3 separate regions of the Homo sapiens genome follow, and regions 2 and 3 are each linked to region 1. A link is an interaction called in ENCODE POLR2A ChIA-PET data of the cell type or tissue named here. Cell type or tissue: GM12878. All regions are shown on one strand. Each heading gives the region's core, and the rest is flanking DNA. Links, peaks and the distances in the headings are about the cores only.

What was found. Peaks named below come from ENCODE experiments on the same cell type or tissue, not always from the same donor. Only the 100,000 strongest peaks of a DNase experiment are listed, where the experiment ranks them.
Region 2: POLR2A ChIA-PET joins it to region 1 with 5 read pairs; 2 of 35 experiments call an interaction of 5 or more read pairs at or near these places.
Region 3: POLR2A ChIA-PET joins it to region 1 with 6 read pairs; 6 of 35 experiments call an interaction of 5 or more read pairs at or near these places.

What each region holds. Positions count from the first base shown.
Region 1 is chr9:128,508,581-128,518,896 of GRCh38, forward strand. GLE1 (GLE1 RNA export mediator) reads left to right here. Exons shown (of 16, transcript NM_001003722.2): 2 at 296-517; 3 at 6,949-7,059. Among named protein-coding and RNA genes, the nearest start is that of GLE1, 9.0 kb to the left of the region's middle. In GM12878, for the core only: no CTCF peak of the experiment used is centred there; no DNase peak of the experiment used is centred there; H3K27ac peaks cover 553 bases.
Region 2 is chr9:128,656,417-128,664,077 of GRCh38, forward strand. It overlaps DYNC2I2 (dynein 2 intermediate chain 2), which reads right to left and starts at 431. Exons shown (of 9, transcript NM_052844.4): 1 at 125-431. The coding sequence starts at 310. It also overlaps the pseudogene HMGA1P4. RefSeq lists enhancers at 1-487, 461-670, 488-1,131 and a silencer at 1-280. In GM12878, for the core only: no CTCF peak of the experiment used is centred there; a DNase peak (open chromatin) is centred at 545; H3K4me3 peaks cover 919 bases; H3K27ac peaks cover 929 bases.
Region 3 is chr9:128,668,172-128,678,487 of GRCh38, forward strand. It overlaps a transcript of DYNC2I2 not described here. Among named protein-coding and RNA genes, the nearest start is that of SET, 16 kb to the right of the region's middle. RefSeq lists an enhancer at 1-134. In GM12878, for the core only: no CTCF peak of the experiment used is centred there; no DNase peak of the experiment used is centred there.

The DNA of each region.
Region 1 (10,316 bases), core at 122-5,121:
TCGTGTTCTGTTCAGTGCTTTAGATTGCTTTCACATATGCTTTAGTGGGAATCTTTGTGCATTGTCCCTTTTTCTGTAGTTAGGGTTATTTAGTCTGATTTTCATTAGAAGGATAGTAGTCTAGGTCATTATCAAGAAACCACTGTACTTTGTTTTCATCTGATTGTTAATACATTACTTTGGGTCTTTGATGTTTATTTATTTAGGCCTTCTTAGATGTTCAGTAAGGCATGTAGTGGATTATACTGAGAACAGTTGACGTGTAAGTTGAGCTTAACCCTATTCTTTTCTCTAGGATGTTTTAGAAGAATGTATGTCTCTTCCCAAGCTATCTTCTTATTCTGGATGGGTGGTAGAGCACGTCCTACCCCATATGCAGGAGAACCAACCTCTGTCTGAGACTTCGCCATCCTCTACGTCAGCTTCAGCCCTAGATCAACCCTCATTTGTTCCCAAATCTCCTGACGCAAGCTCTGCCTTTTCCCCAGCCTCCCCTGCAACACCAAATGGAACCAAGGTAAGGTTGTGATCAGCTTAAGACAAAAGACATGGTGGCTGCAAAGTCAAAATGTTTAATATTGTCATATGACAGTGACCATACCCTAGGGGAAATAATGATTGCTCATTGTTGTAGCTGTTGTAGAGACAATGTTGACAGCACCATTCAGTGTTCTCTTTAGACAGATCCAGAGGGAGAAAAATCCCCTCTATTCTTAGTACCGAGAATAGTATAACTAATTTCATGAGCAATTGGATTTTTTTTTTTTTCTGATGAACGCTGCGTCTGTTTAACTGATATGGTCTCCCTTTTTGTGTTATCTGCTGGAAGAAGGCTTAGAGTGAAATGTATACCTTCTCTTTAAGTTTACATGCCTTCTCTCATTGGTTCTGTAGGAGATTTTACCCTATTCCTGGCTCTGTTTTGTCCCTGCCTCTGTTTTTTTGTTATTTCTCCCACTTAAAAATGCTAAACTGGGGCCATTTCCTCTCAGAAGACCCCTCTCTCTCACTAGAGAGAGAACTATTTTCCTTTCTCTTTCTCTTGCCTATTAAACCTCCACTCCTAAACGCAAAAAAAAAAAAAAAAGTTAAATTGGACCCAACACAGTGGCTCATGTCCATAATTCCAGTGCTTTGGAAGGCCAAGACAAGAGGATTGCTTGAGCCCAGGAGTTCAAGACCAGCCTGGGCAACATAGTGAGACCTTGTCTCTCCAAAATACTTAAAAATTGGCTAGGCATGGTGGCTCGAGCTTGTTGTCCTAGCTACTTGGGACATTGAGATGGGAGGATCACTTGAGCCCAGGAGTTTGAGACTACAGTGAGCTGTGATCAAGCCATTACATTCCAGCCTAGGCAACAGAGTGAGTCCCTATCTCAAAAAAAAGTTAAATTTTGGAAGTTTTTTAAAATTACTTTTTATATACTTCTAGAGGTAGTTTGTGTATATACAAATATACGTGAACATGTCTTCTTCTTCACCCTCCCTTTTTTTTGAGCTGAGGTCTGTCTCTGTCAACCAGGATGGAGTGCAGTGGCATGAACATGGCTCACTGCAGCCTCCACCTCCCAGGCTCAATCCACCCTCCTGTCTCAGCCTCCCGAATAGCTGGGACTGCGTGTGGACACCACCATACTTGGCTATTTTCTTTTTCTTTTTTTTTTTTGAGACGGAGTCTTGCTCTGTCCCCCAGGCTGGAGTGCAGTGACGCAATTTCAGCTCACTGCAACTTCCGCCTCCCGGCTTCAAGCGATTCTCCCACCTCAGCCTCCTGAGCGGCTGGGATTACAGGCACCCACTATCACGCCCGGCTTATGTTTGTATTTTTAGTGGAGATGGTGTTTCACCATATTGGCCTGGCTGTTCTCAAACTCCTGACCTTATGATCTGCCCACCTCGGCCTCCCAAAGTGCTGGGATTACAGGTGTGAACCACCACACCCAGGCTTTTTTTTTTTTTTTTTTTTAAGATGGAGTCTAGCTCTGTCACCCAGGCTGGAGTACAGTGGCATGGTCTCGGCTTACTGCAACCTTTGCCTCCTGGGTTCACGCGGTTCTTCTGCCTCAGCCTCCCAAGTAGCTGAGATTACAGGTGTGCGCCACCATGCCTGGCTAATTTTTGTATTCTTAGTAGAGACAGGATTTTGCCATGTTGTCCAGTCTGGTCTCAAACTACTGACCTCAGATGATCTACCCACCTCGGCCTCCCAAAGTGCTGGGATTATAGTCGTGAGCCACTGTGCCTGGCCAGTTTTTTTTTTTTTTTTCTTTTTTACATAGAAAGTATTTTTTTTCTATCTAGTAGTTCATCTTTTAAAATATTAGTCTTTAAAAAATATTCTTTGTGGCCACGTGTGGTGGCTCACACGTGTAATCCCAGCACTTTGGGAGGCTGAGGCAGGTGGATCACTTGAGATCAGTAGTTCGAGAGCAGCTTGACCACAGTGAAACCCTGTCTCTACTAAAAATACAAAATTAGCTGGGCGTCGTGGCGCACGCCTGTAATCCCATCTACTTGGGAGGCTGAGGCACTAGAATTGCTTGAACCCGGGAGACGGAGGTTGCAGTGAGCTGAGATCATGCCATTGTACTCTAGCCTGGGTAACGGAGCAAGACTCAGTCTCAAAATATATGTATATATAGAGACTGAGTAAATAATAACAACAAAATAAATAATATATATATTATAAATATACATAAATATATATATTTATGTTGATTTTGTTGTTGTTGTTGTTGCCAGAAAAGGTCTAGGTACTTTAAAATATATATTTTTAGCAACTGAACGTCTTAAGGAAAAAAAGGAACCTCCACCTAAATGTCATACCTTATATAAAAATTAACTTGGCCGGGTGCAGTGGCTCACGCCTGTAATCCCAGCACTTTGGGAGGCCAAGGCGGGTGGATCACTAGGTCAGGAGATCAAGACCATTCTGGCTAACACGGTCAAACCCCTTCTCTACTAAAAATAAAAAAAAAAATTAGGCGAGTTGGCGGGCACCTGTAGTCCCAGCTACTCAGGAGGCTGAGGCAGGAGAATGATGTGAACGCGGGAGGCAGAGCTTGCAGTGAGCTGAGATTGCGCCACTGCACACCAGCCTGGGCGACAGAGCAAGACTCCATCTCAAAAAAAAAAAAAAATTAACGTGATCATGGACTTAAACATAAAAAAAAAACTGTAAGCCTTTTAGAACTAAAACATAACCAGAATCTAGGGCTGGGTGAAGATTTATTTCTTTATTTATTTTTGAGACGAAGTCTCATTCTTGTCCCCCAGGCTGGAGTGCAATGGTGCAATCTCGGCTTAATGCAACCTCCGCCTCCCAGGTTCAAGTGATTCTCCTGCCTCAGCCTCCCGAGTAGCTGGGATTATAGGCGCCTGCCACCATGCCTGGCTAATTTTTGTACTTTTAGTAGACGGGGTTTCACCATGTTGGCCAGGCTGGTCTCGAACTCCTGTTCTCAGGTGATCTGCCCAACTTGGCCTCCCAAAGTTCTGGGATTACAGGCGTGAGCCACCAGGCCCGGCCTGGGTGAAGATTTATTTATTTAACATTCCTGAATTAGCAGAACTGTAGAGAAGGAGAATAGCTTAGAGATGAGGGATGGGGGAGGAAGTGGTGAGGCTATAAATATAGGTGTGACATGGGGTGGTTGGTGGTGATAGAACAGCTTTGTATCTTGAGTGTGGTGGTGTTTACATGAATCTACATGTGATAAAATTACATAGAACTATACATAAGCACAAATGAATGCCTTTAAAACTGGTGAAATCTGAATAAGCTCTGTGGATTGTACCAATATCAATTTACTGGTTTTGTTATTTTATTGTATTTATGAAAGACATTACTATTGGGGGAGACTGGGTGAAAAGTACATGCGACCTTCCTGTATGTATTTTTGCAACCTTCTGTGAACATTAATTATTTAAAAATTAAAATTTTTAAAAAGTATTTTTATGAGCAGCTTCTTGGCAACAGATTCTGATCTGATCCTGCCAATATTGTGGCGTGCCCTCAGGTGGGCCTCTTTTCCTCAGTGGACTTCAGTGTCTTTATCTGTAAATCTCATTCTGGACCAAATTGCTGAGGTCTTTTTTTTTTTTAATATGGAGTTTCGCTTTTGTCGCCCAGGCTGGAGTGCAATGGCGTGATCTCGACTCACTGCAACCCCAGGTTCAAGTGATTCTCCTGCCTCAGCCTCTTGAGTAGCTGGGATTACAGGCACGCGCCACCATGCCTGGCTAATTTTGTATTTTTCGTAGAGACGGGGTTTCACCATGTTGGTCAGGCTAGGTGACCTCAGGTGATCCACCCGCCTTGGCCTCCCAACATGCTGGGATTACAGGCATGAGCCACCGTGCCCAGCCCGAGGTTATTTTCACGTATAAAATTCCGTAATTTTTGGAGCCACTGCGCCTGGCCTAATAAATTATTAAATGGTTTTATGTAATGGATTGTCACATTATTTAGGAATTTTTGGTATTTACGTAAGAAAAACCCAGTTTGGCTTAAGGGACTGAGGGAAGTATTAATTAGTTCATGTAACTAGGAAGTCTAGGAGTGCATTTGGAATCACCTAGATCTAGGAACATCTACATTCTGCATCTTTCTGCTTGACATTATTTATTATTATTTTTCAAACATCTCCCCCACATAGGATTGATTATTTTTGACTCAATCTAGTGTCCCAAACATGGGGCTTTGCCTCTCCATTTCTCAGTTATTGGTTTCATTGTTGAGATAGATTAGGTGGCAAGATGGCTACTGGTAGCCCTGGACTCAGCATCTTCTTAGGTTAGCATTCCCAGATAGCTTCATCAGAAAAGTTCAAAGATATCCATGTCAGGTGTGTTAATGAAAATAAAAAAGCTGGGTGTGGAATCCCAGGACTTTGGGAGGCCAAGGCAGGTGGAACATTTGAGCTCAGGCATTCGAGACTAGCCTGCGCAACATGGGGAAACTCCATATTTACAAAAAAATTACCTGAACATGATGGCTCATGCCTACGGTCCCAGCTACTCAGAAGGCTGAGGTAGGAGGATCCTTGATCCTGGAAGGTCATGGCTGCAGTGAGCCTAGATAGCACGACTGTATGCCAGCACGGGTGATAGAGTAAGACCCTGTCTCAAAAAAAAAAAAAAGAAAAGAAAAAAGGCGGGGTGCGGTGGCTCACGCCTGTAATCCCAGCACTTTGGAAGGCCAAGGCGGGTGGATCACGAGGTCAAGAGATCAAGACCATCCTGGCTAACATGGTGAAACACCATCTCTACTAAAAATACAAAAAAAATTATCCTGGCGTGGTGGAGGGTTCCTGTAGTCCCAGCTACTTGGGAGGCTGAGGCAGGAGAATGGCATGAACCCGGGAGGCAGAGCTTGCAGTGAGCCGAGATTGCGCTACTGCACTCCAGCCTGGGCAACAGAGTGAGACTCCATCTCAAAAAAAAAAAAAAAGAAAAAGAAAAAGAAAAAAAATAGGCCAGGCATAGTGGCTCATGCCTGTAATTGTAGCACTTTGGGAGCCTGAGGTAGGAGGCTTGCCTGAGACTAGGAGTTTGGGACCAGCCTGGGCAACATGACAAAACCCTGTCTCTACAAAAAAATACAAAAATTAGCCAGGTGTGGTGGCGTGCGCCAGTGGTCCCAGCTACTTGTGAGACTGAGGCAGGAGGATCAATTGAAGCTGGAAGGTCCAGGCTGTAATGATCCGTGATCACGCCACTATACTCCAGCCTGGGAAACAGAGTGAGATCTTGTTTCAAAAAAAAAAAAAAAAAAAAACTTAGAAAAGTTCAAAGATGAACTCTGGCCTTCAGGTCATATTTTTCATTCCTCAAGTCCATACTGGGTGTAGGAGGATAGCAGACTTTTTTTTTTTTTTTTTTTGAGACGGAGTCTCTGTATCCCAGGCTAGAGTGCAGTCGTACGATCTCTGCGCACTGCAAGCTCCACCTCCCAGGTTCACGCCATTCTCCCGCCTCAGCCTCCCGAGTAGCTGGGACTACAGGCGCCCGCCACCATGCCTAGGCACGTGCCACCATGCCCGGCTAACTTGTGTATGTTTGGTAGAGACAGAGTATGTCTTGTGTATGTTTAGTAGAGACAGGGTTTAGTAGAGACAGGGTATGTCTTGTGTATGTTTAGTAGAGACAGGGTTTCACCATGTTGGTCAGGATAGTCTCAAACTCCTGACCTTGTAATCCGCCCACCACAGCCTCCCAAAGTGCTGGGGAAAAAGGTGCCTGGCCTTTTTTTTGAGATGGAGTCTTGCTCTGTCGCCCAGGCTGGAGTGCAGTGGCGCGATCTCAGCTCACTACAGCCTCCGCCTCCTGGGTTCAAGGGATTCTCCTGCCTTAGCCTGCCTCCTCAGTAGCTGGGATTATAGGTGCGTGCCACCACGCCTGGCTAATTTTTGTGTTTTTAGTAGGGACGGGGTTTCACCATGTTGGTCAGGATGGTCTCGAACTCCTGACTTTGTGATCCGCCCACCTCTGCCTCCCAAAGTACTGGGATTACAGGCGTGAGCCACCACACCCGGCCTGAGGATAGAGTACTTTGATAGCCAGCTTTCTCCTGAAGCCAGGAGGATGGAAGCTTAGGGATGTAGGTTGGGGATACTCCATCCAAAGCATCCCAGGATAAATGGACACTGATCTGAAGAAAGGGGAAACATTTTCTAGGCAGAGTAAAACAAACAAGTCAAAAAAAACATAGAAAAACCCAAAAAATCACCCAAAGTAACAAACATCAATTTATTAAAGAAAACAATTAGAACAAAGTCAATGTCATTCATGAAAAGCACACTAGTTCTGACCTAAATTTTTTTTTTGCTCTTGTTATTGGTGGTTGTTCATAAGTTGGGATGTGGTCTTTGTCTAGAAGAGATAACACCAACTTTACCATATTAAAAACTTATTTTTTAATTATTTTTCCATTTTCTGCTCATATAGGGCAAAGATGAGTCCCAGCACACAGAATCTATGGTACTTCAGTCCTCACGGGGGATCAAAGTGGAAGGCTGCGTCCGAATGTACGAACTGGTACACAGAATGAAAGGAACAGTAAGTGAACCCATGAAGGAAGGCAGCCTTGATCCTGCGAGCCACATTTAACTGCAGTTCCCCAGGGCGTAGGAATGGGCACTGTATGCTACTCATCCTTCCCACCTACTGTTTAGTTTTGGGGGTAGTGTAATAGAGGTCAGGAGTGAGTGCTCTGAAGTCAAGTCTGGTTTCAGATCCTGGCTGTTACATTTTACATGTGACTTTGGGAAAATTACTTAGCCTTTTCTGGCTTCCATTTACTTCTCCAAAATTTGGAAATGGTCTGGGATTGTTAGATAAGCTTATTCTGAGAAAATGGGACCTTAGCCTCTTTTTTTTTTTTTTTGAGGTGGAGTTTTTGCTCTTGTTGCCCAGGCTGGACTGGACTACAGTGGTGTAATCTTGGCTCACTGCAACCTCCACCTCCCAGGTTCAAGTGATTCTCCTGCCTCAGCCTCCCAAGTAACTAGGATTACAGGCTCGCGCCACCACACCCAGCTACTTTATTTTCTATTTACTAGAGACGGGGTTTCACTATGTTGGTCAGGCTGGTCTCGAACTCCTGACCTCAGGTGATTCACCTGCCTCAGCCTCCCAAGGTGCTGGGATTACAGGCATGAGCCACGATGCCCAGTCAGGACCTTAGCCTCTTGAAAAAATAGCAGCACTATTTTAATTAATTTATTTGATTGTATTTTGTTTTTGTTTTTGTTTTTGAGATGGAGTCTTGCTCTGTTGCCCAGGCTGTAGTACAGTGGCACCATCTCGGCTCACCGCAAGCTCCGCCTCCCAGGTTCATGCTATTCTCTTGCCTCAGCCTCCCAAGTAGCTGGGACTACAGGTGCCTGTCACCACGCCCAGCTAATTTTTTGTATTTTTAGTGGAGACAGGGTTTTGCCGTGTTAGCCAGGACGGTCTTGATCTTCTGACCTCGTGATCTGCCCGCCTCGGCCTCCCAGAGTGCTGGGATTACAGGCATGAGCCACCGTGCCCGGCCTGTTTTTTGTTTTTGTTTTTTTGAGACAGAGTCTTGCTGTTGTCAGCCCGGGCTGGAGTGCAGTGGTGCAATCTTGGCTCACTGCAACCTCCGCCTCCTGGGTTCCAGCAATTCTCCTGCCTGAGCCTCCCAAGTAGCTGAGATTACAGGCGCCTGCCACCACGCCTGGCTAATTTTTGTATTTTTTAGTAGAGACGGGGTTTCACCGTGTTGGCCAGGCTGGTCTCAAACTCCTGACCTCAGGTGATCCACCCACCTCAGCCTCCCAAAGTGCTGGGATTACAGGCATAAGCCACTGCGCCCAGCATGTATTTTTTTTTAATTAGGAAAGCAATGCATGATCTTGTAAAAATGTTTCAGAGTACAGGAATTTAGAAAATGAAAGTCTTGGCCAGGCACGGAGGCTCATGCCCGTAATCCCAGCACTTTGGGAGGGTGAGGCAGGTGGATCACCTGAGATAAGGAGTTCCAGACTGGCCTGGCCAACATGGCGAAACCCCATCTCTACTAAAAATACAAAAATTAGCCGGGCATGGTGGCACATGCCTATAATACTAGTTACTGGGGAGGCTGAGGCAGGAGAATCACTTGAACCCGGGAGGCAGAGGTGGCAGTGAGCCAAGATTGTGCCACTGCACTCTAGCCTGGGCAGCAGGGCAATACTTTATCTCAAAAAAAAAAAAGAAAAAGAAAATGAAAGTCTTCTAACATCTTGCCTCATTGGTCATTGAGTCAATAAATATTTGCTGAGCACCTATGTGCTAGATGCTGTTCCAGGTCTAGATAAAACAGTAAACATTATAGACATAGAGCTTATATTGTGGTGGGAAGAGACAGAAGTAAACAAGAGAAATAAGTAAAATATTTGGAACATTGTTGTAATCTGGGTGAAAGATGGTGGTTGCTTAGAGTAGGGTGGTAGCAATGGAGATGGTGAGAAACGACTAATTCTGCATATCAGAGTTGTTTTAATTCAAAGATTTATTTCCTGCATCTTTGGAAATTTTTCCCCTTGATTAGTTCACCTCTCCATTGCCTAAGTTAATCCTCTATATGTCCTATTCTTTCTTTCATTTTCCTTTTGTCTTATTGTTTTGTTTTCTAGAAGATTTCTATATTTTATTCTCCACCTGTTGATTGAAAAAATATATATGTATTTATTATGTCTAATTTTCATGAGTTTTTTTGTATTCTCCACTTCTTCCTTTTTCAGAGCATCTTATTCTCATTTCTTATCATATTCAGAGCTCTTTTTCAGATTCACTTGTGTTCCTTGATATACATGTCCTTCTGGATTCATTATTTTTTATTTGTTCATCTTGATCCCTTTTAGGATATAGAGATTCCTCAGTTATCTAAAGATCCTTATTGCTAGTAATCAGATCAGAGATTCAAGGGGAATAATCAGAAACAAGGTTATTAAGCTTTAGGACTTCCTAAGTGCCAGCATATTGTTTTGGAATACTAGTTCCCATACTGATTAGCTGTTTCTGGACAGTTTATTCATTTTCTTAAAAAAAACTCACGTGCCTGGCCTATTTTTTTTTTTTTCCGTATTCTGTTAGTCACGGTAGTCATAAAGTCCACTCAGGTTGAAGTAGAGGGTATGGAAGGATTGTCAGACAATTTGCAGATCTGTTTTAAAATCATTACAGCACAGGGCCGGGCCTGTTGGCTCACACCTGTAATCCCAGCACTTTCGGAGGCCGAGGCAGGCAGATCACTTGAGGTCAGGAGTTTGACACCAGCCTGGCCAACACAGTAAAACCCTGTCTCTACTAAAAATACAAAAATTAGGCAGGCATAGTGGTGCACGCCTGTAATCCCAGCTACTCAGGAGGCTGAGGCTGGACAATCACTCGAACCTGGGAGGTGGAGGTTGCAGTGAGCCAAAATCGCACCACTGTACTCCAGCCTGGGTGACAGAGTTGAGAATCCGTCTCTAAAAAATAAAAAATAAAAATAAAATAGCTGGACATGGTGGCTTGCACTGGTAATCCCAGCACTTTGGGAGGCCGTGGTGGATGGATCACGAGGTCGGGAGTTCGAGACCAGCCTGGCCAACATAGTGAAACCCCGTCTCTACTAAAAATACAAAAATTAGCCAGGCATGGTGGCAGGCACCTGTAGTCCCAGCTACTTGGGAGGCTGAGGGAGGAGAATCGCTTGAACCCAGGAGGCGGAGTTTGCAGTGAGCCAAGATTGCACCACTACACTCCAGCCTGGGCGACAGAGCGAGACTCCAAAAAAAAAAAAAAAAGCTGGGCACTGTTGCGGG
Region 2 (7,661 bases), core at 1-5,000, 150 kb after region 1:
GCAGCCACGGTGGGACGCCCGAACCCGCCCGGCAGCCACGGTGGGACGCCCGAACCCGCCCGGCAGCCGCGCTGCGACCCCGCCTTCCCGCCCGCGTCGCTCCGCGCGGGGCCCGCGCCCTCACCGTCTCCCAGCGGATGCCCTGGACGGCCCTCCACTGCGAGGGCACGGACGCCACACCCAGGGTCTCGTCCTGCAGCGGCCCTGGCCGCCCCGGCCCCGGGCCGCTCGCAACCCCGACTGTCGCCAGCGCCGCAACACCAGCGCTTCCCGCCTGGCTGAGTGGCCCCGGCTGCGCGCGGGTTGCCATGGAGACGGTTCCGCCCTCTCGTGCGGACGCACTCAGGCGCGACCTCCGCCCCTACGCCGCCATGAGCGGAAAACGGGGAATGTGAGGCTGACGGCGCCATGTTTGAATTGGTCGCAGCGCCTCCTGCAAGACCTGGAAGAAAGAAAAGTAACGATTCTTCTCGGCCAGAGAGAGAAGCATGACCGGTTTTGCATACCCTGTCCCCAGAAAAAGCACTCTAAGAGTAGGCGCGCTACTCCTGGGCGAGGAAACTGCGGAAGTGAGGCATTGGTGCCAGGTTCAAAGATGGCGCTGAGCAGCCAAGCGCAGAAGCGAAGAGAGGGCGGCAGCCTGCGGCCGTGGCCGGCCCGCGAGGTCTGGGCCTGGGAGCGCAGATCTGGCTGAGCAGCTGATTCTTCCAGCAGATCCGAGAACCGCGCCACTCGAACAGGCTGTCACCTCGAAGCCAAGTGATCTCCCTTTAATCCTCAGTCTCTGTCTCAATAGAATGATGATGAAAAATATTCCTACGGAGATCCTAAATGTGGTTAAAAAGCTGGGAGGCCCAAATGAGGTCTTCTACAGAAACATGCTTATTAAATCGAAATTAAAAGCAAATAACTAAATAATGTGCCTACTGTGTGTCAGGCAAAGAGCCCAGAACGTCTCTTTCTTATTAAGTTCTCACCCTGAGGAAAGAATTGCTTTTTATACTATATTATGTCGTTCTGCCATTCCGCGCGCCCCACCGGAATTAAAAAAACTGGAGATTCTGACCTGAGGACTAAAAAATAAAAATAAAGAATAAACAAATAGGCCAGGTGCGGTGGCTCACACCTGTAATCCCGGTACTTTGAGAGGCCAAGGCAGGAGGATCGCTTGAAGCCAGGAGTTCGAAACCAGCCTGAGCAACATAGTGAGAGCCCGTCTCTACAAAAAAAATGTTTTAAAACTTAGCTGGGCATGGTGGCACGTGCCTGTAGTCCCACCTACTCGGCAGGCTGAGTGTAAAGATCCCTTGAGTCCAGTAGTTTGAGGCTGCAGTGAGCTATGATTACACCACTACACTACAGCCTGAGTGATAGAGCAAGACCCTATCTCTAAAAAAATAATAATAGGCCAGACGAGATGGCCAGCACTTTGGAAGGCCAAGGCAAGAGGATCACTTGAGCCCAGGAGTTTGAGACCTGCCTGGGCAACACAGCAAGACTCCCTCTCTACAAAAAAAAATTTTTTAATTGGCCAGGCATAGTGGCACACACCTGTAGTCCCAGCTGCTCCGGAGGCCAAGGTGAGAGGATCCCTGGAGTCAGGGAAATTGAGGCTGCAGAGAGCCCTGATTGAACCACGCTGTGCTTTAGCCTGGACAAGAGAGTGAGACCCTGTCTCAAAATAATAATAATAATAACAACAAAATAATAAAAAAATTCTAAAAAATGATCTGGGAAGGATAGATGCTACTTTTTTTTTTTTTTTTTAAGACAGAGTCTCACTCTGTCGCCCAAGGTGGAGTGCAGTGGCGTGATCTCGGCTCACAGCAACCTCCACCTCCCCAGTTCAAGCGATTCTCATGCCTCAGCCTCCCAAGCAGCTGGGATTACAGGCACATGCCACCACACTGGGCTAATTTTTGTATTTTTAGTAGAGAAGGGTTTCACCATGTTGGCCAAGCTGGTCTGGAACTCCTGATCTCAAATGATCTGCCCGCCTCAGCCTGCCAAAGTGCTGGGATTACAGGCGTGGGCCACTGCGCCCAGCCTGTTTGTTTTTTTTTGAGACAGAGTCTCGCTTTGTCGTCCAGGCTGGCGTGCAGTGGCACTATCTTGGCTCACAACAACCTCCACCTCCCAGGCTCAAGTGATTCTCCTGCCTCAGCCTCTCGAGTAGCTGGGATTACAGGCAACCGCCACCACGCCTGGCCAATTTTTTGTATTTTTAGTAGAGATGGGGTTTCACCGTGTTGGCCATGCTGCTTTGAAACTCCTGACCTCAGGTGAGCCACCTCACCTGACCTAATTTTTTTTTTTTTTTTTTTTTTTGAGACAGGGTCTGGCTGTGTCACCAGGCTGGAGTAGTGGTATGATCATGGCTCACTGCAGCCTCAACCTCTCCGGGCTCAGGCCATCCAACCACCTCAGCCTCCTAAGCAGCTGGGACTACAGGCATGCACTACCATCCCCAGCTAATTTTTGTGTTTTTGTAGAGATGGGGGCAGGGGTCTCCCCGTGTTGCCCAGGCTGGTCTCGAACTCCTGGGTTCAAGTGAACTGCTCACTTCTACCTCCCAAAGTGCTGGGAATACAGGCTAAGCCACTCCCCAGGCCAAAGCAGATGGTATTTGAAAACACAATTCAATCCCTTCAGGGCCCAAGATTCCGTCCCTGTACCCACCCTCTCTCCACCCCATGGCCTCTGCCTCCACCTGCTTCAAGCACACCCCTCAGGCCTCAGTTTACCACCACCTAGAAAGGCCCTTCCTCAAATGTAGACTGAAGAAAAAGGGACTTTTTAAAAACTCATTAAGGGGCCGGGCGCGGTGGCTCACAACTGGGAGGCCGAGGCGGGCGGATCACGAGGTCAGGAGATCGAGACCATCCTGGCTAACATGATGAAACCCCATCTCTACTAAAAAATACAAAAATTAGCCGGGCGTGGTGGCGGGCGCCTGTAGTCCCAACTACTCGGGAGGCTGAGCCAGGAGAATGGCATGAACCTGGGAGGTGGAGCTTGCGGTGAGCAGAGATCGCACCACTGCACTCCAGCCTGGGCGACAGAGGGAGACTCCGTCTCAAAAAAAAAAAAAAAAACACACACACAAACTCACTAAGGTCTGGTGTGGTGGCTCATGCCTAAGAGTTCGAGATCAGCCTGGGAAACATAGGGACACCTCGTCTCTAAGACAAAACCTATTTAAAAAATTAGGGCTGGGCGCAGTAGCTCACACCTGTAATCCCAGCACTTTTGGAGGCCGAGGCGGGTGGATCACCTGAGGTCAGGAGTTCGAGACCAGCCTGACCAACATGGTGAAACCCTGTCCTTACTAAAAATACAAAATTAGCGAGGCGTGGTGGCACATGCCTATAATTCCAGCTACTCCGGAGGCTGAGGCAGGAGAATCACTTGAACCTGGGAGGTGGAAGTGGCAGTGAGGCAAGATGGCGCCATTGCACTCCAGCCTGGGCAACAAGAGCAAGACTCTGTCTCAAAAAAAAAAAGTTAGCCAGGTGTAGTGGCATGCATCTATGGCCCAGTTACTCTGGAGGCTTAGTTGGGAGGATCGCTTGGGCCTGTGAGGTCAAGTGCAGTGAGCCATGATTGCGCCACTGTCTTCCAGCATGGGTGCCAGAGTGAGACCCTGTCAAAAAAAAAAAAAAAACCCTCAAAACTCATTATTATTATTATTTTTATTTTATTTTATTTTTGAGACGGAGTCTCGCTCTGTCGCCCAGGCTGGAGTGCAGTGGCACGATCTCGGCTCACTGCAACCTCCGCCTCCCGGGTTCACGCCGTTCTCCTGCCTCGGCCTCCCAAGTAGCTGGGACTACAGGCGCCCGCCACCACCCCCAGCTAAGTTTTTTTGTATTTTTAGTGGAGACAAGGTTTCACCGTGTTAGCCAGAATGGTCCCGATCTCCTGACCTTGTGATCTGCCCACCTCGGCCTCCCAAAGTGCTGGGATTACAGGCATGAGCCACTGTGCCCTGCCTATTATTTCTTTTTTTTTTTAAACAGTCTTGTTCTGTTGCCCAGAGTGGACTGCAGTGGTGTGATCTTGGCTCACTGCAACTGCTGCCTCCCGGGTTCAAGCGATTCTCCTGCCTCAGCCTTCAGAGTAGCGCATGCCACCACGCTCAACTAATTTTTTGTATGTTCAGTAGAGACAGGCTTTCACCATGTTAGCCAGGATGGTCTCGAGTTCCTGACCTCATGATCCGCCCACCTCAGCCTCCCAAAGTACTGGGATTATAGGCATGGGCCACCATGCCTGGCCTGACAAAGCTGTCTAATTTTATTTTTATTTTTTATTTATTTATTTATGTTTTTGAGATGGTGTCACGCTCTGTCATCCAGGCTCAAGTGTAGTGGCACAATCTCGGCTCATTGCAACCTTCACCTCTTGAGTTCAAGTGATTCTCTTGCCTCAGCCTCCCAAGTAGCTGGGACTACAGGCATGCACCACCACACCCGGCTAATTTTTGTATTTTTAGTAGAGACGGGGTTTCACCATATTGGCCAGGCTGGTCTCGAACTCCTGACCTCAGGATCTGCGCACCTCAGCCTCCCAAAGTGCTGGAATTACAGGCAAAAGCCACTGCGCCAGGTCAAAGCTGTTTTAATAATGAGGTTGTTGTGTTGAGCCGGCCGCAATGTTTCACGCCTGTAATCCCAGCAATTTGGGAGGCCAAGGCAGGTGGATCACCTGAGGTCAGGAGTTCCAGACCAGCCTGATGAACATGGTGAAACCCTGTCTCTACTAAAAATACAAAAATTAGCCAGATGTGGTGGTGCATGCCTGTAATCCCAGCTACTCCGGAGACCGAGGCAGGAGAATTGCTACCCCACTGCACTCCAGTCTGGGTAACAGAGTGAGACTCCATCTCAAAAAAAAAAAAAAAAAAACAAAAAGAAAAACCAGCCTGGCATGGTGGCTCACGCCTGTAATCCAGCAATTTGGGAGGCCGAGGTGGGCAGATCACCTGAGGTCAGGAGTTCAAGACCAGCCTGGCCAACATGGTGAAACCTTGTCTCTACAAAAATACAAAAATTATACGGGTGACATAGCGGGTGCCTGTTATCTCAGCTACTCGTGAGTCTGAGGCAGGAGAATCGCTTGAACCCAGGAAGTGGAGGTTGGAGTGAGCCGAGATTGAGCCGTTGCACTCCAGCCTGGGCAATAAGAGTGAAACTCTGTCTCAGAAAAAGACAAACCAAAAAATTAGCCGGGCGTGGTGTCAGGCACCTGTATTCCCAGCTACTTTGGAGGCTCCCATGCATCAGGTCCTAATAACAATCACACTTACTTGATCCTCAGGGGATGAATGTCTGAAAAAAAGCCGGCCGGGCTTGGTGGCTCATGCCTGTAATCCCAGCATTTTGGGAGGCCGAGGTAGGCGGATCACCTGAGGTCAGGAGTTGGAGACCAGCCTAGCCAACATGGTGAAACCCCGTCTCTACTAAAAATACAAAAATTAGCTGGGCGTGGTGGCAGGCGCCTGTAATCCCAGCTACTAGGGAGGCAGAGGCAGAAGAATCACTTGGACCTGGGAGGTGGAGGTTGCTGTGAGCCGAGATTGCACCCCTGCAATCCAGCCTGGCGACAGAGCGAGACTCCATCTCAAAAAAAAAAAAGAAACCCCATCTCTACTAAACATACAAAAAATTAGCTGGGCATGGTTGCATGTGCCTGTAGTCCCAGCTACTTTGGAGGCTGAGGCAGGAGAATCACTTGAACCTGGGAGGCGGAGGTTGCAGTGAGCCGAGATTGCGCCATTGCACTCCAGCCTGGGCAACAGCGCGAGACTCCGTCTTGGGGAAAAAAAAAAAGAGCCTGAAACCTGAAGGGGGCTCAATCAATGGTGGCCATAATGAAAGCGCCATCTGCCCATGCTCTTTGTGTTGAGAGGCTGGTGTGCCCTACAGATGGATACTGGACATAAAGCAGCAGGATATTCATAATTCCAAAACACAAGTGTTACAGTCTTGGGTGTTTTGTTTTGTTTTATTTGAGATGGAGTTTTGCTCTTGTTGCCCAGGCTGGAGTGCAATGGCGCGATCTCGGCTCACTGCAACCTACTTCCTGGGTTCAAGCAATTCTCCCTGCCTCAGCCTCCCGAGTAGCTGGGATTACAGGCACCCGCCACCATTCATGGCTAATTTATTTATTTATTTTTTTGCAGGCAGAGTCTCACTCTATCCCCCAGGCTGGAGTGTAGTGGCACGATCTTGGCTCACTGCAACCTTCACCTCCTAGGTTCAAGTGATCCTCCTGCTTCAGCCTACAGAGTAGCTGGGATTACAGACAACTGCCACCATGCTGGGCTAATTTTTGTAGGTTTCACCATGTTAGCCAGGCTGGTCTCGAGCTCCTGACCTCGGGTGATCCACCTGCCTTGGCCTCCCAAAGTGCTGGGACTACAGGAGTGAGCCACTGCACCCAGCCTTTTTTTTCTTTTGAGACGGAGTTTCTGCCTCACAGGTTCAAGCATTTCTCATGTCTCAGTCTCCTGAGTAGCTGGGACTACAGGCGTGGGCCACCACACCTGGCTAATTTTTGTATATTTGGTAGAGATGGGGTTTGGCCAGGCTGGTCTCAAACTCCTGACCTCAGGTGATCCGCCTGCCTCAGCCTCCCAAAGTGCTAGGATTACAGGCGTGAGCCACGGCGCCCGGCCCCAATTCATTCTTAATGATCCAGATTGAACCTCTCTGATCTCTGCCAGTGGATTATTTATTTATCTATCATGTTTTTTTTTCATTCTAGTAACTACAAATAGGAAACCAGAGGGGGAGCCCCAGGCTGGGACAAACAATGGCCACCCCCTCCTTGACATTACAGTGGAACAACGTGGCCCCTACATCCTTTATGGTCAATTCAGGCCCCACTCCTTCCTCTTCTTCTGCTGCAGTGTAGGGACCTCAAACTCCTCCTGCTTTGTTTCCTGTACCCCAAAGGGGATTGTCTGACCTAGTGCAGGGACTAGGGAAGGAGAGGAAGGAAGAAAAGTGAGTGTGAGCTCCATGGAGTGACAAAGACACAGGCTGGGCTGGGGACATTTTTGAGAATAAGCACCCCCGCAGATGGCCATACCTGCTACTGCCAGGACAGTGGAGGAGGGTGTGCTAGGATGAGATGGGGCTTGGGCTCCTTTTAATCTGCAAGTAGATGTATTTGTTCCATTTTCTGTAGCCCAATTAGGTTTTGTTCATATCTATTATAGTTTTTTTCTTTTTTTTTTTTTTTTTTTTTGAGACAGGGTATCACTCTTGTCACCCAAGCTGGAATGCAGTGGCACCATCATGGCACACTGCAGCCTCAACATCCAGTGCTCAAGTGATCTCCCAGCTCAGCCTCCCTAGTAGCTGGGACTACAGGTACACGCCATCATGCCCAGTTAATTTTTTGTATTTTTTGTAGAGAGTGGGTTTCACCCTGTGGCCAAGGCTGTCTTGACCTCCTGGGCTCAAGCGATTCGTCTGCCTCGGCCTTTCAAAAACCTGGAATTACAAGTGTGAGCTACTGCACCCAGGCTTTTTTTTTTTTTTTTTTTTTTGAGACGGAGTTTTGCTCTTCTTGCCCAGGCTGGAGTGCAATGGCGTGGTCTTGGCTCACCGCAAACTTCACCTCCCCGGTACAAGCGATTCTCCTGCCTCAGC
Region 3 (10,316 bases), core at 1-5,000, 160 kb after region 1:
GATGGTCTTGATCTCCTGACCTTGTGATCCGCCCGCCTTGGCCTCCCAAAGTGCTGGGATTACAGGCGTGAGCCACCACGCCCGGCCAGTCTCGATCTCTTGACCTTGTAATCTGCCCGCCTCCGCCTCCCAGAGTGCTGGGATTACAGGCATGAGCCACTGCGTCTGGCCACAACGCCCAGCTAATTTTTGTATTTTTAGTAGAGACGGGTTTCACAATATTGGCCAGGATGGTCTCCATCTCCTGACCTTGTGATCCGCCCGCCTTGGCGTGAGCCACTGCATTGGGTCGTAAATCACGATTGTGTCATCACACTCCAGCGCCAGCTTGGGTAACAGAGTGAGACCATTCTAAAAAAAAAAAAAAAAGGCTGGGCGCAGTGGCTCACACCTGTTATCCCAGCATTTTGGGAGGCTGAGATGGGTGGATCACAAGGTCAGGAGTTTGAGACCAGCTTGGCCAACATGGGGAAATCCCATCTCTACTAAAAATACAAAAATTAGCAGGGATGGTGGCATGCACCTGTAATCCCAGCTACTGGGGAGGCTGAGGCATGAGAATCGCTTGATCCCAGGAGGTAGAAGTTGCAGTGAGCTGAGATCATGCCACTGCACCCCTGGAAAACAGAGCGAGACTCAGTCTAAAAAAAAGGAAAAAAAAAAAAAAGAAAAGGAAAGATCAAGTGCCTTGAATACATAGAAATAAAATACTTACCGGGACAGTGTATATGGAGGTCAAAATATGCTAAGGAGTGTATAACAACTAACCTGCCATATGGCCAGGTGCAGTGGCTCACACCTGTAATCCCAGCACTTTGAGAGACCGAGGCCGGTGGATCACCTGAGGTCAGGAGTTTGAGACCAGCCTGACCAACATGGCAAAACCCCGTCTCTACTAAAAATATATAATTGGGCCGGGTGTGGTGGCTCACACCTGTAATCCCAGCACTTTGGGAGGCCGAGGCGGGCGGATCACGAGGTCAGGAGATCAAGACCATCCTGGCTAACACGGTGAAACTCCGTCTCTACTAAAAATACAAAAAATTAGCCAGGCGTGGTGGCATGCGCCTGTAGTCCCAGCTACTCGGGAGGCTGAGGCAGGAGAATGGCGTGAACCTGGGAAGTGTAGCTTGCAGTGAGCCGAGATTGCGCCACTGCACTCCAGCCTGGGCGACAGAGCGAGACTCTGTCTCAAAAAAATTTAAGAAATTAAAAAAAATTTTTAAAATTAAAATTAAAAAGAAGGCCCAGCGCAGTGGCTCACACTTCTAGTCCCAGCACTTCAGGAGGCTGAGGTGGTCAGATCACCTGAGGTCGGGAGTTCAAGACCAGCATGAGCAACATGGAGAAACCCTGTCTCTACTAAAAATACAAAATTAGCCGGGCGTAGTGGCACATGCCTCTAATCCCAGCTACCTGGGAGGTTGAGGTAGGAGAATCGCTTGAACCTAGGAGGCATAGGTTGCGGTGAGCCGACATCGCACTATTGCACGCCATCCTGGGCAACAAGAGCGTAACTTTGTTTGAGATGGAGTCTCGCTCTGTTGCCTAGGCTGGTGATGAGTGGCACAAACTTGGCTCATTGCAACCTCTGCCCCCCAGGTTCAAGGGATTCTCCTGCCTCAGCCTCCCTAGTAGCTGCGATTACAGGTGTGTGCCACAATGCACGCTTATATTTTTTGTATTTTTAGTAAAGACGGGGTTTCACTATGTTGCTGAGCCAGGTCTTGAAATCCTGAGCTTGTGATCCGCCAGTCTCGGCCTCCCACAGTGCTGAAATTTCAGGCATGAGCCACTGCACCTGGCCTAAAAATACAAAAATTGACTGGGCATGGTGGTGAACACCTGTAATCCCAGCTACTTGAGTCTGAGGCATGAAAATTGCTTTGACTGATGAGGCAGAGATTGCACTAAGTCAAGATCTTGCCACTGTACTCCAGCATGGGTTACAGAGTAAGACTCTGTCTCAAAGGAAAAAAAAAAGGCTGGACACCGCTGGTGGGTCACACCTGTAACCCCAGCACTTTGGGAGCCCAAGGGGCGGATCACCGGAAGTCAGGAGTTTGGGACCAGCCTGGCCAACATGGTGAAACTCCGTCTCTACTAAAAATACAAAAAAATAGCTGGGCGTCGTGGTGGGTGCCTGTAATCCCAGCTACTCGGGAGGCTAAGGCAGGAAAATCGCTTGAACCTGGGAGGCAGAGGTTGCAGTGAGCTGAGATTGTGCCATATCACCCCAGCCTGGGTGACAAGAGTGAAATTCCATCTCAGAAAAAAAAAGAGAGGCCAAACACAGTGGCTTACACCTATAATCCCAGCACTTTGGGAGGCTGAGGCGGGCAGATCATGAGGTCAAGAGATCGAGACCACCCTGGCCAACATGGTGAAACTCCATCTCTACTAAAAATACAAAAATTAGCTGGGTGTGGTGGCCCACACCTGTAGTCCCAGCTATTCGGGAAGCTGAAGCAGGAGAATTGCTTGAACCTGGGAGGAGGAGGTTGTAGTGAGCCGAGATCACACCACTGCACTTCAGCCTGGCAACAGAGTGAGACTCCATCTCAAACAACAACAACAAAAGAAAAAAAAAAAAAAAGAGAGAGAGAAACGCGGTGGGGTGTGGTGGCTCAGGCCTGTAATCCCAGCACTTTGGGAGGCTGAGGCAGTGGATCACCCGAGGTCAGGAGTTGGAGACCAGCCAGCCTGACCAACATGGTGAAACCCCGTCTCTACTAAAAATACAAAATCAGCCAGGCGTGGTGGCACGTGCCTGTAATCCCAGCTACTTGGGAGGCTGAGGCAGGAGAATCGCTTGAACCTGGGAGGCAGAAGTTGCAGTGAGCCCAGATTGCACCATTGCACTCCAGCCTGGGCAACAAAAGCGAAACTCCGTCTCAAAAAAAAAAAAAAAAAAGAAACACCCAAGAATGGGCAGTTTAGAAAAGCAGTAGCATCATCAGTCAAGAAACACATGAAGAACTTCGGCTGGGCACAGTGATGAGCACCTGTCCCAGCTACCAGAGAGGCTGAGGTGGGAGGGTCACTTGAGCCCAGGAGTTCAAGACTACAGGGAGCTGTGATCCTGCTTCTGTGCACTCCAGCCTGGGCAATAGAGTGGGACCCTGTCTCTCTTTTTTTTTTTTTTTTTGAGATGGAGTCTTGCTCTGTCACCCAGGCTGCAGTGAAGTGACTTGATTTCAGTTCACTGCAAACTCCGCCTCCTGGGTTCAAGCAATTCTCCTGCCTCAGCCCCCCAAGTAGTTAGGATTACAGGCACATGCACCAGGCCTGGCTAATTCTTTTTTTTTTTTTTTTTTTTTTGAGACGGAGTCTCACTCTGTCTCCAGGCTGGAGGGCAGTGGCCGATCTCGATTCAATGTAACCTCTGCCTCCCGGGTTGAAGTGATTCTCCTGCCTCAGCTTCCAGAGTAGCTGGGACTACAGGTGCGTGCCACCACGTCCAGCTAATTTTTGTTATTTTTTATTTATTTATTTTTTGAGACGGAGTCTTGCTCTGTCGCCCAGGCTGGAGTGCAGCGGCTCGATCTCGGCTCACTGCAAGCTCTGCCTCCTGGGTTCAAGCCATTCTCCTGCCTCAGCCTCCCGAGTAGCTGGGACTACAGGTGCCCGCCACCATGCCCGGCTAATTTTTTTTGTATTTTTAGTAGAGACGGGGTTTCACCGTGTTAGCCAGGATGGTCTCGATCTCCTGACCTCATGATCCGCCCGCCTCGGCCTCCCAAAGTGCTGGAATTACAGGCTTGAGCCACCGCGCCCGGCCTAATTTTTGTATTTTTATTTATTTATTTATTTATTTATTGAGACGGAGTCTCGCTCTGTCGCCCAGGCTGGAGTGCAGTGGCGCGATCTCAGCTCACTGCAACCTCCACCTCCTGGGTTCACACCATTCTCCTGCCTCAGCCTCCCGAGTAGCTGGGACTACAGGCGCCCACCTGCATGCTTGGCTAAATTTTTGTATTTTTAGTAGACGGGGTTTCACCGTTTAGCCAGGATGGTCTTGATCTCCTGAACTCGTGATCCGCCCGTCTCGGCCTCCCAAAGTGCTAGGATTACAGGTGTGAGCCACCGCGCCCGGCCAATTTTTGTATTTTTAGTAGAGACAGGGTTTCACCTTGTTGGCCAGGATGGTCTGGATGTCTTGACCTCGTGATCCGCCAGGCCTGGCTAATTTTTATAGTTTCAGTAGAAACGGGGTTTCCCCATGTTGGCCAGGCTAGTCTCAAACTCCTGACCTCAGGTGATGTGCCCGCCTCAACCTCCCAAAATGCTGAGATTACAGTTGTGAGCCACTACACTGACCCTGTCTCTAAAAAAAAAAAAAAAGTTTAATCTCATTAATAATACCAGCTGTGAGATAAAATTTTCCAACTACCAGGAAGTGTCTATTCAGGGCAACTTAAATCTATGCTTCTGGGGAGAAAAAAAAAAAGGAAAAAAATTTCCACCTGCCAAAATGGAAAGAAGCCAGATTCAATGAAATGTACTGAAATATACACAGACACTACAGAAGAGCAACTGGACAATTTGGGAACATGTTAAAAACCCTTTTTATTGGCCGGGCGCGGTGGCTCACGCCTATAATCCCAGCATTTTGGGAGGCCGAGGCAGGCGGATCACAAGGTCAGATGGAGACCATCCTGGCTAACATGGTGAAACCCCGTGTCTACTAAAAATACAAAAAACTGGTGGGGCGTGGTAGCGGGCACTTGTAGTCCCAGCTACTAGGGAGGCTGAGGCAGGAGAATGGTGTGAACCCGGGAGGCGGAGCTTGCAGTGAGCCGAGATTGGGCCACTGCACTCCAGCCTGGGCGACAGAGTGAGACTCAGTCTCAAAAAAAAACCCTTTTTATTTTACATACTTTTTCACTTAACAATTGTAGTTCTAACAACATACTCTAAGGAAACAATCATGTATATGTGCCAGGACTTAGCTGCTCAGATGTTTATCACAGAGTTGCTTATAATGATCAAACAGTAGTAGCAGCTTAAATTTTCACCTTTGAGGCTTAAATAAGTATAGCACATTTACCCAACAAAAATAATGCAAGATTAAAAAATACTGTCAATAATAAAATGTTCTTATTTATACATAATGGCAAAAAGTTGTCAAAAACATTTGTTAATGGTTAAAAAATACAGTAGCAAACAGTTGTTTTGTTTGTTTGTTTTCAAGGAGTCTCACTCTGTCGCCCAGTCTGGAGTGCAGTGGTGCAATCTGGGCTTACTGCAACTTCTGCCTCCAGGGCTCAAGGGCTCCTCCCTGCTCAGCCTCCTGAATAGTTGGGACCACAGGCACAGACCACCTCACTGGCTATTTTTTTTTTTTTTTCTGAGACGGAGTCTAGCTCTGTCACCCGGGCTGGAGTGCAGTGGTGCAATCTCGGCTCACTGCAAGCTCCACCTCCTGGGTTCACGCCATTCTCCTGCCTCAGCCTCCCGAGTAGCTGGAACTACAGGCACCAGCCACCAAGCCCGGCTAATGTTTTTGTACTTTTAGTAGAGATGGGGTTTCACCGTGTTAGCAAGGATGGTCTCGATCTCCTGACCTCGTGATCCGCCCCCCTAGGCCTCCCAAAGTGCTAGGATTACAGGCGTGAGCTACCGCACCCAGCTATTTTTTTTTTTTTTTTTTTGAGATGAAGTTTCACTCTTGTTGCCCAGGCTGGAGTGCAATGGCTCAATCTTGGCTCACCGCAACCTCAGCCTCCCAGGTTCAAGCAATTCTCCTGCCTCACCCTCCCGAGTAACTGGGATTACAGGATGCGCCACCACACCTGGCTAATTTTTGTATTTTGAGTAGAGACTGGGTTTCTTCATGTTGGTCAGGCTGGTCTCTAACTCCCAACCTCAGGTGATCCACCCACCTCACCCTCCCAAAGTGCTGGGATTACAGGCACGAGCCACCACACCTGATCATCGCTAGCTAATTTTTTTTGTTTTGTGTGTGTGTGTCTTGTTTTTGAGATGGAGTCTCGCTCTGTTGCCCAGGCTAGAGTGCAGTGGCGTAATCTCGGCTCACTGCAAGCTCCAACTCCTGGGTTTATACCATCTACTGTCTCAGCCTCCCGAGTCACTGGGACTACAGGCGCCCGCCACCACACCCGGCTAATTTTTTGTATTTTTGGTAGAGATGGGGTTTCACCGTGTTAGCCAGGATGGTCTCAATTTCCTGACCTCGTGATCCGCCTGCCTTGGCTTCTCAAAGTGCTGGGATTACAGGCATGAGCCACCATGCCTGGCCGTCTCTAGCTAATTTAAAAAAAAATTTTGGCCTGGCGTGGTGGCTCACGCCTGTAATCCCAGCACTTTGGGAGGCCAAGGACGGTGGATCACAAGGTAAGGAGTTCGAGACCAGCCTGGCCAATATGGTGACACCCTTGTCTGTACTAAAAATACAAAAATTAGCTGGGCATGGTGGCACGCACCTGTAATCTCAGCTACTTGGGAGGCTGAGGCAGGAGAATCGCGTGAACCCAGGAGATGGAGGTTGCAGTGAGCAGAGATTGCACCACTGCACTCCAGCCTGAGAGAGAGATCGAGACTCCGTCTCAAAAAAAATAAAAAATGTCTAGACATGGAGTTTAGCCATGTCGTGCGGCTGGTCTCAAACTCCTGGACTCAAGTGATCTGCCCGTCTCAGCCTCCTAACGTGCTGTGATTCAGGCGTGAGCCACCACGCCCAGCCAATGATAACTTTTTAAGGAATACTCAGGAGCCAGAGCTCAGTGTGAGGGGCAAGGAAAGAGAAATGTCTGTGGTAGAGAAACTCTACCGGGAGATTCCTGAGGCCCCGTCAGAGCTGATCTCCCGGGGGTCTCAGAGACCAGCCTTGCTTCACTGTCAGCCTTCCTGAGCGGTCTGTTTTCATTACACTAAGGCTATGTTGGTATAGGGGAGCCAGAAAGACAGGGGTTGGAATCTTGACTCCTCTACTCCTTGCCCTTTGATTTTAGGGCAAGTTATGCCTTTGAGTCTTTATTTATTTTTTATTTATTTATTTTAGAGGCAGGGTATTGCTGTGTCAACCCAGGGTGGAGTGCAGTGGCGCGATCTCAGCTCATTGCAACCTCCGCCTCCTGGGTTCCAGCGATTCTCCTGCTGCAGCCTCCCAACTAGCTGGGATTACAGGCATGCACCACCATGCCCAGCCAATTTTGTATTTTTAGTAGAGATGAGGTTTCACCATGTTGGCCAGGCTAGTCTAGTCTAACTCCTGACCTCAGGTGATCTGCCCACCTCAGCTTCCCAAAGTGCTGGGATTATAGGCATGAGCCACCGAGCCTGGCGGAGCCTTGATTCTTCATTTGGTTTGGTTCTCCCAACTGTAAAATAAGGGCATAATACTATCCTATAAAGATGGATGGGAGGATTCAAAAGGGTAATGCTTAGTCAGCGCCACATGTAGGTCCAGCTGATGCTCAATAAATGGTAGCTATCTACAGCCATCCCAAGCGGACAGGTGAACAGATAAAGAAACAATACAATGTTTTGGAAACTTCTGGTTCCCAGAGGGAGCCTGGCCTTGGGGTTATGGAACATCTGGTACTCCCTGAGCCTGTCAACTTTTGGGTGGAGTGGAGGGACACCTTTTGCTTTGCCCCCAGCTGCCCTGTAGCTCCATTCTAGAACTGGGAAGAGTTGCCACAGTTGCCTAGTAACGCCCCTGGGAGTCCAGGAAGCTCAAATTTTAGAAGCTGGAGAGGAAAGGAAAGGTGGGCCAGGTCCAGCTACCCTGGAGGCTGAAGCAGGAGGATCACTTGAGTCTAGGAGTTCAAGACCAGCATGGGTAATATAGCAAGACCCTGTCTCTACAAAAAATACAAAAATTAGCTGATTTGCTGGGGCACACCTGTCGTCCTAGCTACTCAGGAGGCTGAGGAGGGAGGATCACTTAGAGCCTGGGAGGTGGAGGCTGCAGTAAGCTATGATCACACCACTGCATTCCAGCCTGGATGATAAACCAAGACCCTGTCTCAATTTAAAAATAAAGAAAAAATATTAAAAAACACACAAACAGGCCAGGCACAGTGGCTCACGCCTGTAATTCCAGCACTTGGGAGGCCAAGGTGGGTGGATCATCTGTGGTCAGGAGTTCAAGATCAACCTGGCCAACATGATGAAACCCCATCTCTACTAAAAATACAAAAAGTAGCCGGGCATGATAGTGGGTACCTGTAATCTCAGCTACTCGGGAGGCTGAGGCAGGAGAATCACTTGAACCCAGGAGGTGGAGGTTGCAGTGAGCCTAGATCCTGCCATTACACTCCAGCCTGGGTGACAGAGAGAGACTCAGTCCAAACAAACAAACAAACAGGAAAAGTGAGGTCTTATGTGTTTGAATTTTTTTTTTTTTTTTTGAGGCGGAGTCTTGCTCTGTCGCCCAGGCTGGAGTACGGTGGTGTGATCTCAGCTCACTGCTACCTCCGCCTCCTAGGTTCAAGTGACTCTCCTACCCTAGCCTCCAGAGTAGCTGGAACTACAGGCACCTGTCACCACGCCAGGCTAATTTTTGTATTTTTTAGTAGAGACACGGTTTTGCCATGTTGGCCAGGCTGGTCTCAAACTCCTGACTTCAAGTGATGTGCCTGCCTCAGCCTCCCCAAGTGTGGGGATTACAGGCCTGAGCCACTATGGTTGGCCCCAGCTGTTTTTTTTTTTGTTTTGTTTTGTTTTTGAGACGGAGTCTCGCTCTATTGCCCAGGCTAGAATGCAGTGGCGAGATCTCTGCTCACTGCAAGCTCCACCTCCTGGGTTCAGGCCATTCTCCTGCCTCAGCCTCCTAAGTAGCTGGGACTACAGGCGCCTGCCACCACGGCCGGCTAATTTTTTGTATTTTTAGTAGAGATGGGGTTTCACCGTGTTTGCCAGGATGGTCCTGATCTCCTGACCTCGTGATCCACCTGCCTCAGCCTCCCAAAGTGCTGGGTTTACAGGCGTGAGCCACCATGCCCAGCCAGTTTTATTTTTAATGTAATATGTTCACAAAGGGCCAGGTGCCATAGCTCACTCCTATAACTCTGTCTCAAAAAAAAAAAAAAAGAAAGAAAAAAGTTCACAAGCCTCCAAACTCAAAATGCAGAGCAGAATTCGAGACTAGCCTATCCAACATAGTGAAACTCCATCTCTACTAAAAATACAATAAACTAGCCAGGCATGGTGGCTTATGCCTATATTCCCAGCTACTTGGGAGGCTGAGACATGAGAATTGCTTGAACCCAGGAGGCAGATGTTGTAGTGAGCTGAAATCGCTCCACTGCACTCTAACCTGGGTGACAGAGTGAGACTCCATCTCAAAAGCAAAAACAAGAAAACAAAATGCACAGGCTAGGCACAGTGGCTCATGCCTATAATCCCAGCACTTTGCGTCGGCTGAGGTGGGTGGATCACCTGAGGTCAGGAGTTCAAAACCAGCCTGACCAATGTGGCGAAACCCCGTCTCTACTAAAAAAAAAAAAAATACAAAAATTAGCTCGGCGTGCTGGCAGGCACCTGTAATTCCAGCTACTCGCAAGGCTGAGACAGGAGAATCGGTTGAACCCAGGAGGCAGAAGGTTGCAGTGAGCCAAGATCGCGCCACTGCACTCCAGGCTGGGCTACAAGAGGGAAACTCCATCTGAAAAACAACAACAACAAAAAACACGGCAGGGTAGAGTAACACTGCTACCACCTATCCTTGTCCTCTCACCTCTGATCACCCAGTCCTTTCTCTGGGGACAGCCATGTGATTCGTTTATTGGGAATCCTTCAACAGCTGTGTTAGAGGTATACTGGCAAAGTGTTTTTATCTACTCCTCTTTTACACAAATGGCAACATACTAACCACGTGGGTTTGGACTTTGCTTTTTTCCCTTCGACTTAGCTGCAGTTTTCTTTTCTTTTCTTTTTTTTTTTTTTGGGACAGAGTTTCGCTTTCGTTGCCCAGGCTGGCGTGCAATGGTGCAATCTTGGCTCACCGCAACCTCTGCCTCCCGCATTCAAGCGTTTCTCCTGCCTCAGCCTCCCGAGTAGCTAGGATTACAGGCATGTGCACCACGCCCAGGTGATTTTGTATTTTTAGTAGAGATGGGGTTTCTCCATGTTGGTCAGGCTGGTCTCGAACTCCTGACCTCAGGTGATCTGCCCACCTCGGCATCCCAAAGTGCTGGGATTACAGGTGTGAGCCACCATGCCCAGCCTAATTTTTTTTTTAAAAGAGGCCAGGTGCAAAAAAACTTAATTTTTCATTTTCAATGTTCATGTGTAGAGACCACAGGTAATTTTTTTTTTTTTTTTTTTTTTTTTTTTTGGAGACAGAG